2 separate regions of the Homo sapiens genome follow, and region 1 is linked to region 2. Evidence: chromatin loops called from intact Hi-C (ENCODE). Cell type or tissue: B cell. All regions are shown on one strand.

Evidence for each region. A loop is a pair of places that touch in the nucleus more often than their neighbours do. Peaks named below come from ENCODE experiments on the same cell type or tissue, not always from the same donor. Only the 100,000 strongest peaks of a DNase experiment are listed, where the experiment ranks them.
Region 1: a loop joins it to region 2, with 11 times the contacts of the local background. A loop is called at or near these places in 1 of 110 quality-filtered maps.

What each region holds. Positions count from the first base shown.
Region 1 is chr3:129,686,496-129,694,495 of GRCh38, reverse strand. All of the region lies in intron 4 of TMCC1 (transmembrane and coiled-coil domain family 1), which reads left to right. Among named protein-coding and RNA genes, the nearest start is that of PLXND1, 84 kb to the right of the region's middle. RefSeq lists enhancers at 2,896-3,513, 3,816-4,110 and a cis regulatory region at 3,674-4,194. In B cell, no CTCF peak of the experiment used is centred here; a DNase peak (open chromatin) is centred at 3,935; H3K27ac peaks cover 858 bases.
Region 2 is chr3:130,106,898-130,114,897 of GRCh38, reverse strand. LINC02021 (long intergenic non-protein coding RNA 2021) reads right to left here and starts at 3,191. Exons shown (of 3, transcript NR_146653.1): 1 at 3,086-3,191; 2 at 2,154-2,276. LOC124909432 (a long non-coding RNA gene) reads left to right here. Exons shown (of 3, transcript XR_007096083.1): 3 at 1,265-1,538. It also overlaps the pseudogene FAM86HP. RefSeq lists silencers at 2,491-2,660, 2,731-2,780 and enhancers at 3,781-3,830, 3,931-4,120. In B cell, no CTCF peak of the experiment used is centred here; DNase peaks (open chromatin) are centred at 2,317, 2,837, 3,287 and 3,967; H3K4me3 peaks cover 2,234 bases; H3K27ac peaks cover 2,153 bases.

The DNA of each region.
Region 1 (8,000 bases), 420 kb after region 2:
TACCTGAAGTTGCTGGGAATGCAGCCTAGCAGGTCTTAACCTGACTTTACCTAGCCCATAGGCACGCTGAAGTTACTCAGGTGTAAACGTTTCTGACAGTCTCATTAGGTTTGGCCTGATTATTCACATAGGTGTAGCCACAGTGCTAGTTAGTCATACAGGGGCATCCTTGAACTATCTTTGCAAATCCAGAGCCATACAGTTTTGAGCAATTACTAAGACAACACAGTTAACTTCTGTGTGGACGTTTTCGTAAGGATTCAGATTGGACTTTTAAACACTCTTTATTATTTACTATACTAAGGTTAGGAAAATACACCTGAGAAACTCTCTCACCAGATTTCACCTGTGGTACCTATAAATTTGGGTGAATTAATCTCATCTTCAAGTCCCCAGTATTTTCTAAGGCTTGCCAGGAAGTGACTTTCCTTACCACCTCAGGAATCAGGCCAGTGTTCCTGGGAGTACTTTCTTTTAGGCATTGGCTCCCTATATCAAGTCAACTATTGTTTCTTAAAGTAGTTTGTCAATGAGAATTATTCTCAAATGTGATGTTCTCATTTATGAGATTCCAGTATATACAGTTACAAAATCCAATTATATCTTGATAAAAAGGAGATGAGATTGGTATTGATCCTATGCAAATAACAGTATTGCCATAAGTTAAGGAAAACTCAGTATGTTTCTGAATGCTCAGTATTCCATGAAAATCAGATACTACTTAATGTTTTATTCAGATCACAGAGGCAGAATCAATCTACTAAAATGTGGGTTAGAAGTAGTTTAAGGAGAAAGTGAAAGGGCTTCCTCATATAGCCACAAAAAATAGAACAATAAGATAACATGGGATGGGCACAGTGTTTCATGCCTATAATCCCAGCACTTTGGGAGACTGAGGTGGGAGGATCACTTGAGCCCGGAAGGTTGAGGCACTGCACTCCAGCCTAGATGACACAGAGAGACCCTGTCTCAAAAAAAAAAAAAAAAAAAAATTCAATCTTGGGGAAGGCAAGATCAAAAGAGTTAACAAAGGACATTTGGGCCCCTGATTAAGATAGTATCATGGATAAGAAACAATACTTGATTATTTAATCAAAATGAGAATAAAAGATAAGGTACTACAATTGTAAAGAACCTAAGCTCTTTCACAAGTAAAGAACCTTTGTTCTTTCCGGTTTGGTTTGTTTTGTATTTAATCATCTAGAACATAATCCAACATAAAGCCAGAGAATTATTGTGCTCTCTAAGAAAATTATACACAAATAAGAATCATCTTTCATATTATAGATGAAGGCATTAATCAGTAAACCAAAGACGCAAACCCATCAAAGCTGATTAAATGTTGCCAAAATTTTAACATGTTTCATGGCTTCTTTTCACATCCCAGTAGTATATTTTACAAGGCAAATCAAATTCACTTTTTAAGATTTGTCTTTCTAGCCTGGGAAACATGCTGAAACCCCATCTCCACAAAAAAATACAAAAATTAGCTGGGCATGGTGGTGTGCACCTGCAGTCCCAGTTACTTGAGAGGCTGAGGTAGGAGGATCACTTGAGCCCGGGAGATGGACATTGCAGTCAGCCGAGATGGTACCTCTGCACTCCAGCCTGGGCAACAGAGCAAGACCCCATCTTAAATAAATAAATAAATAAATAAATGATTTGTCTTTTACATTCTTTAACAAACTGTTACTTTAGTTTGGGACAAAAAAATGCTCCTTTTCCTTTAAAAACAAAAAGACTTACACCTTATATTTCTCTGTTACTATTGTTCCTAGTGTAGTTATAACCACCTGTATCAATTATGACTTCTGTTTCAGAGAGAAAACTGGGTAGAGAGAATGGATAATAAGAACTACGTCATACACAAGCATCTTAGCAGACTAGTAAAGCTCACAAATACACATAGCAGACTTTCTATAGTCACACACATCTCTTTAACACCTTCTTAACAAGGCAAAAATGAAGCCATTTGTTAACATTACTCAAAGATATAACCACTCTAATAGCATATACAAAACAAGCAAAAGTATGTAAGCTTAAAACTATGTTTAAACAATGTTTTACTCTTCTAATTAGAAATTCATCTGGGCATCCAAAAATTACTATTAATTAGCTCCATTTAACATTAGTCTGTGATTTTTAAATTACCATAAGATCCTGGAGATATTTAAGCTGACACATAATTGCTATTGATATAAAAAGCTTGTCAGCATTGTGATTCAATTTAGATTAACACAAACTTTCGTTTTTAAAATACTAAACATTACAAAAGAAGAGTAATATTAATTTTATCACTAAACCTGTATAAGTAAGTTTACAAAGTTCAGATTAAATTTTTTCTACATGAAAAAACAAACCCCAAGTGAAATAAACTGTATATAGTATTATAGTTAACTCTGATACTAGCCTCAGTTTGCCAAATATTTACCTTAAGTATGTGAATTTGGATTCTTAAAATGTTTCCAAACTGATAGAATCTGTAAGAAGAATCTTTTGTTCTTTGTCTAGCATATTTAAAGTGTCAGATGTTCACTTTTTTCTTTTCTTAGATTTGTAGGGATGTTTGACATATATATATGTGCTTATTTAGCTCTGTAAAACGAATGAGATCCGAGGTCCTTTAATTTAGGAGACATTATAATCTAATTTATTAATACTCTCTAAAGGTAGGAAAATGTTTTATACTTACAAACAAGAGGCCATGGTCTTTCTGTTTTGTTTTTTAAAGATAGAGTCTCACTCAAACCCAGGCTGAAATCATAGCTCACTGCAGCTCAAACTCCTAGGCTCAAATGATCCCTTTACCTCAGCCTTCCAAGTAGCTGGGACTACAGGCATGTACCACCATGCCCGGCTAATTTTATTTATCATTTTTGTAGAGACAGGGTCTTGTTATGTTGCCCAGGCTGGTCTCAAACTCCTGGCCTTAAGTGATCCTCCCACCTCAGCCTCCCAAAATGTTGGGATTACAGGCATGAGCCACCACGCCTGGCTGTTGTGGTGTTTCTGAATTACAGGACACATAAAGACCTATGGCTTTAGTTCTACAACTTTTTAGCCACGGGTCAAAAGTAAACACAGAATCACAAAACCTCACTGGTCCAGATCTCAAAGAGCTGTTCCCTTTCATTGCCCAGGCTGGTCTCAATCTCCTGGCTTCAAGTGATCTGCCCACCTCAGCCTTCCTAAAGTGCTGGGATTATAAGTATGAGCCACCACGCAGAGCCAGAATTCTTAATTGAATTACACTCGACATAGACAAATGGACAGAAAAGTCTGACAAGCTGGATAATGTTTTGATATCTCATTCAACAGAGAATAGATATCTATCACTCTTCTGTAGAGACCTCAAATGGTCAAACCATAAAACCAAATTATCAATTAGTGCTGCCATCAGTGAGGAGTAACTTACTGACCATGCATAAACCAGAAACAAAAAGTCAGCAAGAGAAGAAACAAATGAGAACAAGGAAATCAGCAAAACTAAAGTCCTACTGCCACTTAGGATTTCCTTTGGGAGCTAAGAAGAGATGTACCCAGGCTAAAACAGTCAATGAGGAGGTACATTTATCTAGTAACTCAGTTTACTTGGTTCTGTCAGATAAATTCATTGCCATCTTGGCGGAACCTCTAAAAATGTGAAAAGGTAATTTTTTTCAAAAAGATAAAATCATTACTTTTATATAATGATTTAAAAGCAGACACAAAGTCTGCTTTAGGCCCAGACAACTCTCCAGGGCAGCTGTCCTCCATTTAGTGGTTTATCCAATCAAAGCAGATTTGATCCATGGCACCATGTCTCAACATATGCTTCAGTGATCTCAGTGGTAGGGTAAGAGAGGATAAAAGAGCTTCACATTAGCAATTAAATGCTTTGACTTAGGTTACACACTCACTTCCTTTTTTTCACAACCCATTGGTCAGAACTAGTCACATGGCCTTGCAAAGGGAACTGGGAAATGTAGTCTTCCATGTGTGTTCAGAAAGAGAAGCAGCACTGGAAATATCAGTGAGTGCCAACAATTGTACTTAAAATTATACAATTGTAACAAACATTAATCTTACAAAAGATTAAATACTGTACCTACCCAGGGAAGAATATGCAGTCCCCAACATTCAGCTGTATAATTGTGAAGAAAATAATAACTTACTAGATTTTATTTTAGACTGCACACAATCTAGTAGCTCGGTATATTTAAAAGCCCACATCAGATATATTACTATGGGAATACAGTTACAATAAGTGATTTTTGAGAGAAGGAAGGCAAAAAATATGGATTCTCTTATAGAGTCCTTCAAATTGAAATCACAACTGATTTGAAATAACAAAATACTTGTACATATATTTTTTTAAAACTGAAGGGATGGAAATCACAGTGGTAATAGCGGTTTGTTTGGTCTTCTAAGTGGTGAGATTACAGATAGTTTTTGCTTTCTTTTCTGCTCATTTGTGGTTTTCTACAATAAGGATGATTGTCTTAGAAGATACTGAAAATGCTAGTAAACAGAATTAAGCAAACAGCAGCTAGTGTTGATGCTAGTGGTACAGGATTAGGGTTTTTGTTGTTTTTGTAGAAACGTATTTACTCAGTTGAAACCTTACCACCTAATTTTTAAGTGAAAACAAAACTTCTATTAAATCAAATTCTTTATTAATTTGTTGTGGAAAGTCAGGGTCAGAGTTCTGTGTCTCTAGAGATGGAAAAGGAATTTCTGGAGCCATGGTTTCAACCCAGCATTTTCTTTATATTCATTCAAGGTGCTTTGGATTCCGTTCAGAGGGCTTTGTATGGTTTAAGTGAAAGATGTTAAACGCAGCTGGTGAATACTGATAGACCTTCTTTGACCTGTTAGTACTGTGCTGGCCTGAGCTTCCAGACCCATACTTAACTAGAAGTAAAGAAATTATCACACCTCCAGGCTCATAGAAAGGCTCATATCACACCCCCAGGCTCATAGGCTTTACTGTATTAAATTGTCTTCATGTCTGATTCCTTTCTGCATGTTAACCTCAGAGAAATATTAGTAGATATACTTTATACATGCCACACTATATTTTGTAATCATTTAAATTCCTCCTATGTGTGTTCCCCACAACTGCTTTTACAAATAAAGGAATAAGGTTCAGATCTGATAACTTGCCTAAATCCCAAAGTGACTTTTTCAAGTCAGAAACAGTCTTAATAAGATATTCAGTTCTGTCACGTAGTGTCTTGGGTGTTCAGTAAATAGTGTGTGTGATGATACAGGGGCTGAGCCTGGGCTTATGATTGTGATGTTTTAATCTCTTGCTTAGATTTCAGAGTGTTTTTCTCTCTGTCCATAGTGAATACGATTTTAGAGTGTCGTGCTCAGTTTTCTTTTTCTAGTTGTTCTCTCACTCATGTTCTATTTTCATTTTAAATGATTTTGCCAACCTAAAATGAAAAATAAGAGAAGAAACATTACAAAAGCATGGAAATCTGTTCTGGCAGTCTTCTGGGCCTTTATTGAAACATAGGTAGATTGCTTTTTCTTTGTATTTATTGAACCAAGCTACCTAAACAGTGTTATTTTATTTAGAATGTTTTTAATCTTCTTTAAGCGATTCTTTCAACCTTATCTGATTTAAATGAGAAGACAAATGTGAATGTTGAATTAATACCCTGTAGCTTTAAATCCAACCAGTGTGGTGCTTTTGTCTTTTATAAAAGATGCTCACAGCTGGAGAAGAGAGGCAGATACTGTCTGTGATCTCCATTCTCAGAGTCAAACTATTCATTTGCATTAGCTGCTCTAGCAAACTGCGTGCGCGCGCACACACACGGATGCTTGTTTGGCAGAAGCTTTCTGTTTATTCAGCACAGAGTTCTCCTAGGCTCCCAGATATAGAAAGCTCTAAGAGTTGCTACAGGAGATAGAATTGAAACTATACATAGGCTGAGGTGGGCACTGCGGAGGATTGGCTATGCGAGGGTATTAATGTGGTGCGGCTGTACCTGCCTGTTTTGTGAAAGTCACTTCTCTGAGACTGTGAAGGTGAGAAGCCCAGGGATCCACTAGAAGCTTCACTGCGGCTCTTTGGTGGGGGAAAGCATTCCCAGTGGTAGCTGTCCTCATTTGCAGCGTTATTCTCGGAAACCAAGTATGTGCAGCAGTGACAGACTATGCCACAGCTCCTCTGCAGTTTGGAAGCTGGAACAAATGGAAAGAGCTTATAGCCAAGAGAGGTTGTGATTTTTTTTTTTTTACCATCCAAGCTTTCTCTGGCAGTGCACAAATGAAGGATGAGCTTTGTGGCAAGCAAAATCAGCAGACTGCCTGACAGGGGGTTTTGGTAAGATAAATGTGTTGTGATTTTTTTCTTATTTTTTGACTTTTCTATATCAGCTGTATGGAATTGCTTCTTAGCAATAACTAAAACATTTTGCAAAATCATGTTTGATGGAAAAGGATGACCAAGGGAACCAGAAGGAGAAACATAACTTGTGGTCATTCAGTTGTGACCTTCAGAGATAATCCAAGTTTTCTCATGTGTCTCTCAACAGACAGAAGCCAGAAATTTCCAGAGCAAAGAATGCAGACTAACAAACCTCTTTTCTTTTCTTTGAATAGTCATAATTATGCTTTTTTTTCCCTGCTTTTTCTATAGTCTGAAGCGGGAGAAGGAAAAATAAAGCCTTCCTCCTGTTATAGAGTTGTTGCCACTGGAACAGTAATAGGCTGAGAACATAAGTATGGAGGTGGAGGAAGGCAGGATAAGGAGTCTGCTATTTTCATAGCTGTGCGTTGGTGGGTATTTGTCTTGGGTTCATTGTCATTGCTGTTTGATATCAAGTGGTTGTGAATGCTGTATCTCTTTGCCTCTACTATGACTGAATCTCTTTTATGTTCTCTTTTGTATATTTTCTTTGCCAGACTCAATTCTATTGATATGAAGCCTTTTTCTGTTACTGTTTATACATATTAGCCGTTATTAGAGAAAAAATAGTTGTAGAGAGTAGCCCTCCAATATTTATGGACCTCAAAAAAGATAAGGATGTTGTTTTTCTCTTTAAAATGTATGTTTTACTTTTAGCAGATTTTGGAGTCTTGCTTCTGGATTCTTTAATAAGTGTTTTATTACAAATTAGAGAAATGAGTTGCATTAGATTTGCAAAATCCTACCAGAATCACCTTGCTTTAAGTTGGATCTTATTTCTTATGTTTTTTTTCTAAACATTAAAGTTTACTTTTCCTCATCCTAACTTAGGCAGGTGTTACTGGAAGGTATATTCCTATCTCGGAGAGCCAAGTTTCCTAGCTGCTTAGAGTGGCCACAGAAGAGATCCATTGACACCTGACTTTTTGCTGACTCATTGGTTATGTAAGCCTTGTAAATACAACTCTCCATATACTCCATTAGGTTACTGGCAGGTGCCCTCCTCCCTGTTTACTGACCTTTTCCTCTCAGCATCCTTCTGTTCCTTCCGTAAGCCTTTTTGGTAAGATGATCAAAACCTTTCAACCAAGTCAATTCTAAGAAGCAGTGAATAGATAAATCCTTTTTATTTTTCTCTTTTTGAATTGCTACTTTCTTTAACTCTGTTTTCATCTCAATTATGATAAAATTCCAAATTCTCTATTTTCTTGGCATGTGAAACCTACTGTAATAGTGCTTTTCCTCATTTATGGCCTGATTAAAGTAGCAATCTCCTTTTCTATCTTTGAGGACTCAGTTCAAATGTGTTCTTGTTAAAAGAAGCTTTCTGTGACCTCCCAGACTAAAATAGATTTTCCTCCCTTACACTATTCCTTTTCTCATAATATTCTGTTCTTTTTCTTTGTAGCACTTTACACAATTTATATTGTTTGGTTACTGGTTTTTCTCTCTCTACCACTTTTCCCCACTCAGCCATAAACCTCCTGAAAGCAGACACTGTTTGTTCATCATTACATACCCAGCATTTAGCAAAATGGCAGGCTGAGAGTTGAAGAAAGGCAGCTAAGTAGGCAATATTGCAAATGCACTATGGTGA
Region 2 (8,000 bases):
ATTGAACTTCCATGCCCATAGCTTAACTTCTAAAAGGCAACCATTCCATACTGTTAAACTGACTTAGGTTGCTATTACTGTTATTAAAGAGACCCTCAAAGCCAGAAGTTGAATCTTGACTGTAGTTCTTGCACGTACACGCACACTCTTGCAACTGAAACCACTCAGATTGTCCTAATGCTGCTCCCCATAGCAACATCACCTGGAATTTTACGTTTGTTTTTAAGCATCATTCGTAATCTTTACTTGCAACTGAACACACCGCACCTGTGAGAGCCACGTGACATTAAAAAAATCCCTTCAGTGAGGCCAGGCATGGTGGCTCACTCCTGTAATCCCAGCCCTTTGGGAGGCCAAGGCAGGTGGATCATGATGTCAAGAGATTGAGACCATCCTGGCCAACATGGTAAAACCCAGTCTCTACTAAAAATACAAAAATTAGCTGGGCGTGGTGACGCGTGCCTGTACTCCCAGCTACTCGAGAGGCTGACGCAGGAGAATTGCTTGAGCCCGGGAGGCAGAGGTTGCAGTGAGCCGAGATTGGGCCACTGCACTCCAGCCTGGCAACAGAGGGAGACTGCCTGAAACAAAAAAATCCCTTCAGTGCCTTGATCCTTCCAGATTCAGATCCAAGAGAGATGACATTTGTCCCTCACCAGAGACTGCACACCAAGATAAAGATTTCTTCTGGCCAGGCGTGGTGGCTCACGCCTGTAATCCCAGCAATTTGGGAGGCAGAGGTGGGTGAATCACCTGAGGTCAGGAATTTGAGACCAGCCTGGCCAACGTGTTCAAACCCCGTCTCTACTAAAAATACAAAAATGGCCCGGCATAGTGGCTCTCGCCTGTAATCCCAGCTACTCAGGAGGCTGAGGCAGGAGAATCGCTTGAACCTGGGAGGTGGAGGTTGCAGTGAGCCGAGATCGCGCCATTGCACTCCAGCCTGGGCAACAAGAGAGCAAAACTCCATCTCCAAAAAAAAAAGAAAAAAAGATTTCTTCTGTGTGCATGGCTCAGCTCTGTGGTCCACTAGCGTCCTTCTTCAATCCGTTTCCAATCTATGGAATCAGGAAAGACTGAACCAACCTAGATTAATATTTTAGTATAACATAATACAGTGTTATTTACTATGGCATTGACCGTATATGCCCTTTTGCTCCTTGGAGGAAAGACAATTAATAGCTATTATGTGAGTTAATAAAATAAGCCCAGGATTTCTGAGTATAACTAACCTGTTCCCATTGATTTTCCTTGTCTCCTGCAGGCAGAGAGCTGATCAAAACAGCAAAAGCAAAGCAGTGCCCCTGGCCCAGTTCTGAAGCCAACCTTCCTTAATCACCCAGACCCATCCCTGGTTAGGACTTGCTGTGGATTCTCACGTGACTCCATCTCAGGCTACAGGGACTGAGAGGGTGTATGCAACATCTCAGACCCAGAAACCGTTGATTCTGCCTAAAAACACAGCAATAACCACATCTCATCCTCTTGATTTAAATGAAAGGGTATGGGGGAATAAAAGATGAACCTTTTTTTTTCTTTGTCAGATCTTGCGCTCATTTGGTTCTGGTGGGGAACAACAGCTATAAGAGAACAAGTGTATTCAATTAGAATTAATTCCCCCTCTTATTCTCATAGCTGAGCAGGGCTCAAGTGCCTCTCATCTGAAAGAGGTAATAAGATTTAATCTGTCTCCTCATCTACCTTCTGCAAGTATACTTAACAAATTAGCTCTCGGGACTCTTCCAAATGGAGTTTTATGAGGAATTTGCTAAGGTAAACGTTTTAGACTTTGAACACAGTTCAGATTTCAGGGACAGTACTGAAATCTGAACTGTGTTGCTAACTGCCCTGCCTTTCAACTCAAGACACAATAACTTTGAACTAAAATAATTATATTTTTGTTGTTTTCCACTCTGTCCCCACGTCTATATCACCACAACCCCCAATCCCACCCCGCAGGAGCTAACTCCTCCTTCCTGTCCCCGCAAGATCAAAACTCCTCCTGCAAGCCCCGCTAGCTCTGTCTGCTCACCTTCGTGGCAGATATGCTATTGTACTTTTACACTCATTTGTGTGATAAATACTTCAATGTCCACTTCTTCCACGAGCCCCTGAGCCCCTGGAGGGCCTGGACAACACCGAGTTTTTCTCACCGTTACATCTCCGTTGTCAGGCACTTAATAAGTATTTGGTGAACGAATGGCTTGTTTGGTGACACTCCAAAGGCTGGGGGACAGAGGTAAAGCTCCCTCCTTTTGGGCCCCAGACGGGTGGCGCTGATGGAGAGAGGAGGCTAGGATAAGGCCTCCAGGACCGAAGCGCGCACCCGTAAGGCCCCTGCTAAAAAGACCTTCCTGAAGGCGGAGGAACTGCGAGTGCCTACGTTAGCCCAAGGCCTGACCTGACGATCCCAGGGACCCTCGCTCTAACTGGCCCCGCCTCCCGGGCCCCAAACCCGGACTCGGCCCCGCCCGAAGCTCCGGATCCTGGGGCCCGCCCCTGGCCCCGCGTCGGCAGACCGTGGGCTCGCTCCTGGACCTGCCTCAAACCCTCCGCAGGTAACGCCTCCCGAACTTGAGCCACATTCCGATCCCCTCCTCAAACCCCTCCCCGTTTCCCACACCCTGGACCCCTCGCTCCGTCTCGGCCCCGCCCCAAGCCCAGCTAGGTCTGGGCCCCTGAGCCCAGCCCCGACCGGCCTCCCAGTCCCTGGGTCCCTCCCGACACCGGCCCCTCCCTAAGCTCCGCCTCCCAGGGCCCGCCTCCTGAGCGCAGCCCGCAGCCTGGACTCCGCCCCGCCTCCCGGACCCTGGGCCCCTCCCCACGTGGGCCCGTCCTAAGCTCCGCCTCCCAGAGTCCGCGCACCGCCTGGCCATGTGCTAAGACATAGTCAACGCCCCGCCCCGGCCCCGCCTCCTGAGCCCTTCTCTGGGTCTGGCCTTAGCCCCGCCCTAGGACCTGTCTCCTGGGCTCTGCTCCGAGTCCCGCCTCCTGAACCCAATGGCGTTTATCCCCGCCCTAATGCCCGCCTCCAGGACTCTTATCCTGCCCTCACGCAAGGCACCGCCTCCAGGACGCCACCAACCTGGACGCTTCCGAAGCCCAGCTTCCAGGATCGCCCTATCCTGGCCCCGCCCCAGGACCCGCCAACCTGGAATCTACCCAGGACCTGCCCCAACGACGTTAATTCTGGCCCTACCCCAGGCCTCGCTCTCATGACGCTCATCCTGGCCCCACCCCAGGCCCCACCCTCCTAAGCTCATCTTGGCCCCGCCCTAGCGCCCGCCCCCAGGACGCTCCTCCTGACCCTACCCCTAGGCCCCGCCACCTCTCTGCCTCCGCGCACTACCCTGGGCCCGCCCCCTTTTCAGTCCAGGCCCGGCTTCCGCCCGGTCTCCTGGCAACGCTGCGGCCCCGCCCACGTCATGGCGCCTGAGGAGAACGCGGGTACCAAACTCTTGCTGCAGAGTTTCGAGCGCCGCTTCCTAGCGGCGCGCACACTGCGCTCCTTCCCCTGGCAGGTGGGCGGCGGGGCGAGCGGAGAGGCCTGCGGGGCTTGCGGAAGTCCAGGGGCAGACGGGATGGGTCTCCCTGCTGAAACCCCCGGCGCTCCTGCCACGTGAGTTCCTGGGCTCTCCCCGGTCAGGGCCACGAGACCCGGTCCCCGTCCCTGGGGCCTGGCCAGAGTCGCTCTCACCCCTCCTGCCCCGCGAGCTGGCGGCGGAAGCTGGGGGCGTCTCCACAGTCTTGGGGGGCAGACGCGCGCTCGGTGTGGGGTACAGTTCACGATCATTTTCATGACTTTTTAAAGGCAGTAATCGTTCTGGTCACTGGGACACAGCTGCCCTCGCCCATTCTAAAAAGTCAGCACCCTCAGGCCCGCGGGTAACCACCTCCTCCTGAGCACGGTGACCAGGTCAAAGGCTGTCCCTCGGGCCTCAGTGTTCTCATCTGTATGTCGAGCACTGCACAGAATCAGCTCATGCGCTGAGGCTTTCACTCCTGTGATGGAAGAGACAGAGAAGGGGGTGGCCTCTCCTCTCCCTGGGGACCTGCCATTCTCAGCACAGGCGCATGGCAGGCAGCAGCCTCCCTTCTGCCAGCAGAGGGGCTTAATGCACCCTGCTCCATTTGTAATTCATGTGCGGTGAGCTCACTGGGATGAGTCAGTTTGGATATATATTCCTCCCTGGGTCTGCCCCATTTTATGGGGTGTTGCTTAATCATTTGCGTTATTCCATTGACATGAAATATTTAGCACTCAGAGATCATTTCTGGTCAGGAGAAATTTGTGCATTTTTAACCCAAAATAGAAACCTTCATAAAAGCATCATAGGTCTCCATTCAGTATTGACTATAATTGTTCACATGCCCACGCTGAATGCTAACTTGGGCTCACCATCAACACCCACGAGGTGGGTACTATTATTATCACTCACATTTGACCAGAGGGATTGTTTGATTAGGGTGTAGTAGTTGAGAGTTCAGACCCAGGAGACAGCCTGCCTGCTTCAAATCCTGGCCCAACCCCTGGCCCTGTGTGACCTTGGGCAAGTGACTGCATCTCTCTGTGCTGTTGTTTTCTTATTAATAAAATGGTTGATATAATGATACCTACCTCTTAGGGTTGTTGTCAGCGTTGAGTACAAAAGCCTGTGGATCAGTGCCTGGCTCATGGCAAATGCATGTCGGTGTTAGCTAGTGTTTTTATTCAGTCTCAAAATGTTTAATAAATGCCTTCCGTGAGCCAAGCACCATGGATCAGCAGTACCCATGATAGATGAGGCTCTGCTTGCATGGGAGAGCTAGAGAATAAACAAATAAATGAATAAACAAGAAAAGACCAGATGAGAGTGGCTTTAAAGCCAAGAAAACAGGGGAATGGTGAATGGACCAACTGGGAAGAAGAGTCACTAAAGTCGGGGAATCAGGGAAGCCTTCCCCAAAGACGTGGCATTTGAACTGGGGCCTGAGTGGTGAAGCAGCCAGCCATGGGAAGGGTTTGGGGAACAGGATATGCAAAGGCCCTGTGGTGGAAACAAGCCAGCTGTGGTTGAGGAACAACAGCAATGCAGCCAGTGTGGCTGGAGTGGAGTGAGCAGTGTGGGCCAGGGGTGAGGGAGAACAGGCCAGAGAGAGGGATTAGGACCAGGTCTTGTAGGGCCTTTTATGGCATGGAAGGAGCTCTGAAGCAATGAAGTGCCTTGCTGTGTGTCACATACCAGCCGAGACAGTCTGCCTAACTCGGGAGCCAAAGCTTGCTGCTGGACTTGCCACTGTAAGAGGACAATGTAACCCAGGCTGGTATGGGCACATTCTGCATTTCCACTTAAACTCAGATGGCAAGCCCATCAAACCTTGGTGCCATGGCTGCCCTGGTAATTCCTGGCTGACCAGTGCAACCAGGGAGCTGGCCCATGACCCGGGTGGCCGCTAAGTAGCCAGGACTAATGCGGCCAAGAGTCAGCCTTCTTCCTGTGACTCATCCAGGTGCACCCTGCGACATCTGAAGGTCAGGCTTTCAGCCGCTGTGGCTTCCACTTCCAACTGGCTCCGCGTCCCCAGGGAGGGATCACATAGCGCTTTGCCAACACATTCTATTGCGTGTTTTAATGTTCCTGTGAATGCGCCCTTGAGATTTCTCTCTCTCCCGTCCACACGGAGCTTAGAAGCAAAATTAAGAGACTCATCAGATTCTGAGCTGCTGCGGGATATTTTGCAGAAGGTAAGAATTCCAGAGTCCCTGGGACTCATGACCCTGCCTCCTGAATCTCTCCGGAAGACCTGAGAGAAGAACCACAGGTTCTTTAAAAACACCCCTGTTCAAAGAACAAAACCATTGAGTCAGCACTGCAGGTAGGTGTCAGCACCTCCGACAGCTCCTGCGCTTTTGTTTTCTATCTAAGACTTAGACAAAGACATCAGAATATACAAAAATCTGCATGAGGGGGGAAATCTAGGGAATGTTTTTTAAACTATCCTCAGCAAAAACAGAGATGACAGGTGCAAAACAGCTTCTAGCATTTGGTGGATGCTCAGAGACTTTCTTTTTTGCATTCCTGAGGCCTGTCCTGCCCACTCCTGTCTCCTCTAGACCTAAATGGGCCCTTGCTTTGCCCAGGGTGGGGTTTGGACTCAAGTGCATCTGCATGCAGGTGACAGCCAGGATCACCACCCGGCCCAGCCACAGCGTGACCTTGGCCTTGAGGGCCAAGTGCAGATCACCCTGCATCCTGGGTCTTCACCTTCGAAGGGCCATGAGCCCTTCAGAAAAGACAAAGCAATAGACTCCCTCCCAGAAAGAAGTGCACCAGAAGAATACATTTTCCATACAAACTCAGGGGAGGCAGACATCCTCCACCCCCACCCACCCAGCCCATCCTAGGAGCCCCAGTGAAGAATTCCTGTGCTAGAGGTGAACCAAGATGATCCACTTGGAAAAGATGCAGCCACAGCAGGGAAGACTTTCGGGGCAATACAGTAGGTCAGGGCTTCGAGCATGGAGATACCTGAAGTTATCTCGCACCCTGCTCTGAGTTTCACCCTGAGCCTCACTCTCGTAGGTGGTGAAGCATGAAATGTAGGGAGAGCTGCTTTAAAACCCAGCACAAGGCTGGGTGCACTGGTTCACACCTGTAATCCCAGGACATTGGGAGGCTGAGGTGGACGGATCACCTAAGGTCAGGAGTTCAAGACCAGCCTAGCCAACATGGCAAAAACCCATCTCTACTAAAAATTTAAAAAATTAGCTGGGCGTGGTGGTGCACGCCTATAGTCCCAGCTACTTGGGAGGCTGAGGCAGGAGAATCGCTTGAACCCAGGAGGCGGAGGCTGCGGTTAGCCAAGATCGGGCCACTGCACTCCAGCCTGGGCAACAGAGAGAGACTGTGTCAGAAAAAATGAAAAACCAGCACCAGCATGAAGAGCCTGTGTATTGCATGGGGTACTTTGCTGCCCTTGGGCAGAATCTGCATCCCTCCCAGCCAGCAGGCACTGCGGACTGTCTCCTCCCTCTCCCTCCAGGCTCCTGTTTTCCCACCGTCCCCACTCCTGCTGCACCAGTGCATCTGCCCTCCTTTCCAAGTGCCAGCCTGTGGCCACCTCAGAGCTTGCACCAGCTGTTCCCACTGCCTGGAACTTGCTCATCCTGCACTTGGCTTCTCTCGGCTTTAGCTGGAGTGTCACCCTGAGCGTCCCCTCCCCTCCATCCTGTCCCCAGGGACACACACTCCAAGAGAGCAGTTGCCGAGTGGGCCTTCCCGCCTCTTCCATAGAGCCAGACAGTTGGCGACTGTCCTTACTGCAAGCCCTGGTTCACACTGGCTCCCCTGGGAGGGAGGTGGTTTAGGCCCACGTGCCCTGTGTTCCTGCTCAGAATGGGCATTAGAAATGCTGCAATATCCTGTGCCACTGCAGTGGAAGCATCTTTAGGAAACGGCTTATATCTTAAGACAAACTTCAGATGCGTGGGGCCAGAACGCCGTGTCCATCTACATCTTTGCTGAGGGATCGGGTAGCCTGGAGTTTGCCCTCTGCTGTGTTGGCTTGAAGCTCATAGGAGACTTAAGACGGGCTCTCGAGCAACCAACGTTCTGTCCTTTGCTGTAGACTGTGAAGCATCCTGTGTGTGTGAAGCACCCGCCATCAGTCAAGTGTGCCCAGTGCTTTCTCTCAGAACTCATCAAAAATGTCAGCAATGGGCAGTGTCCGCCCAGTAGCTGGACAGCATAGCCACCTGCGTGCTGGAGCCCCCGTCCTTCCCAGGCCCTGGGCCTGCTTTGCCAATACCAGCATGGCAGGGGCCTCCCCAGGCAACTGGCTGCAGCTGAGTGTGACCCATGGGAGACAGTGCAGGGCAGGAAGAAGGGGAGACCAGCGTCTCTCCCTCACTCTGCCTCATGGGGTTTCCACAGCAGCTGCTTCTCTGGGGCCCCAGCTCCTAGAATATGAATTCTCATTCCTACCAGGCTGGTCCAGCCCACAGCACTGGAACCCTCATC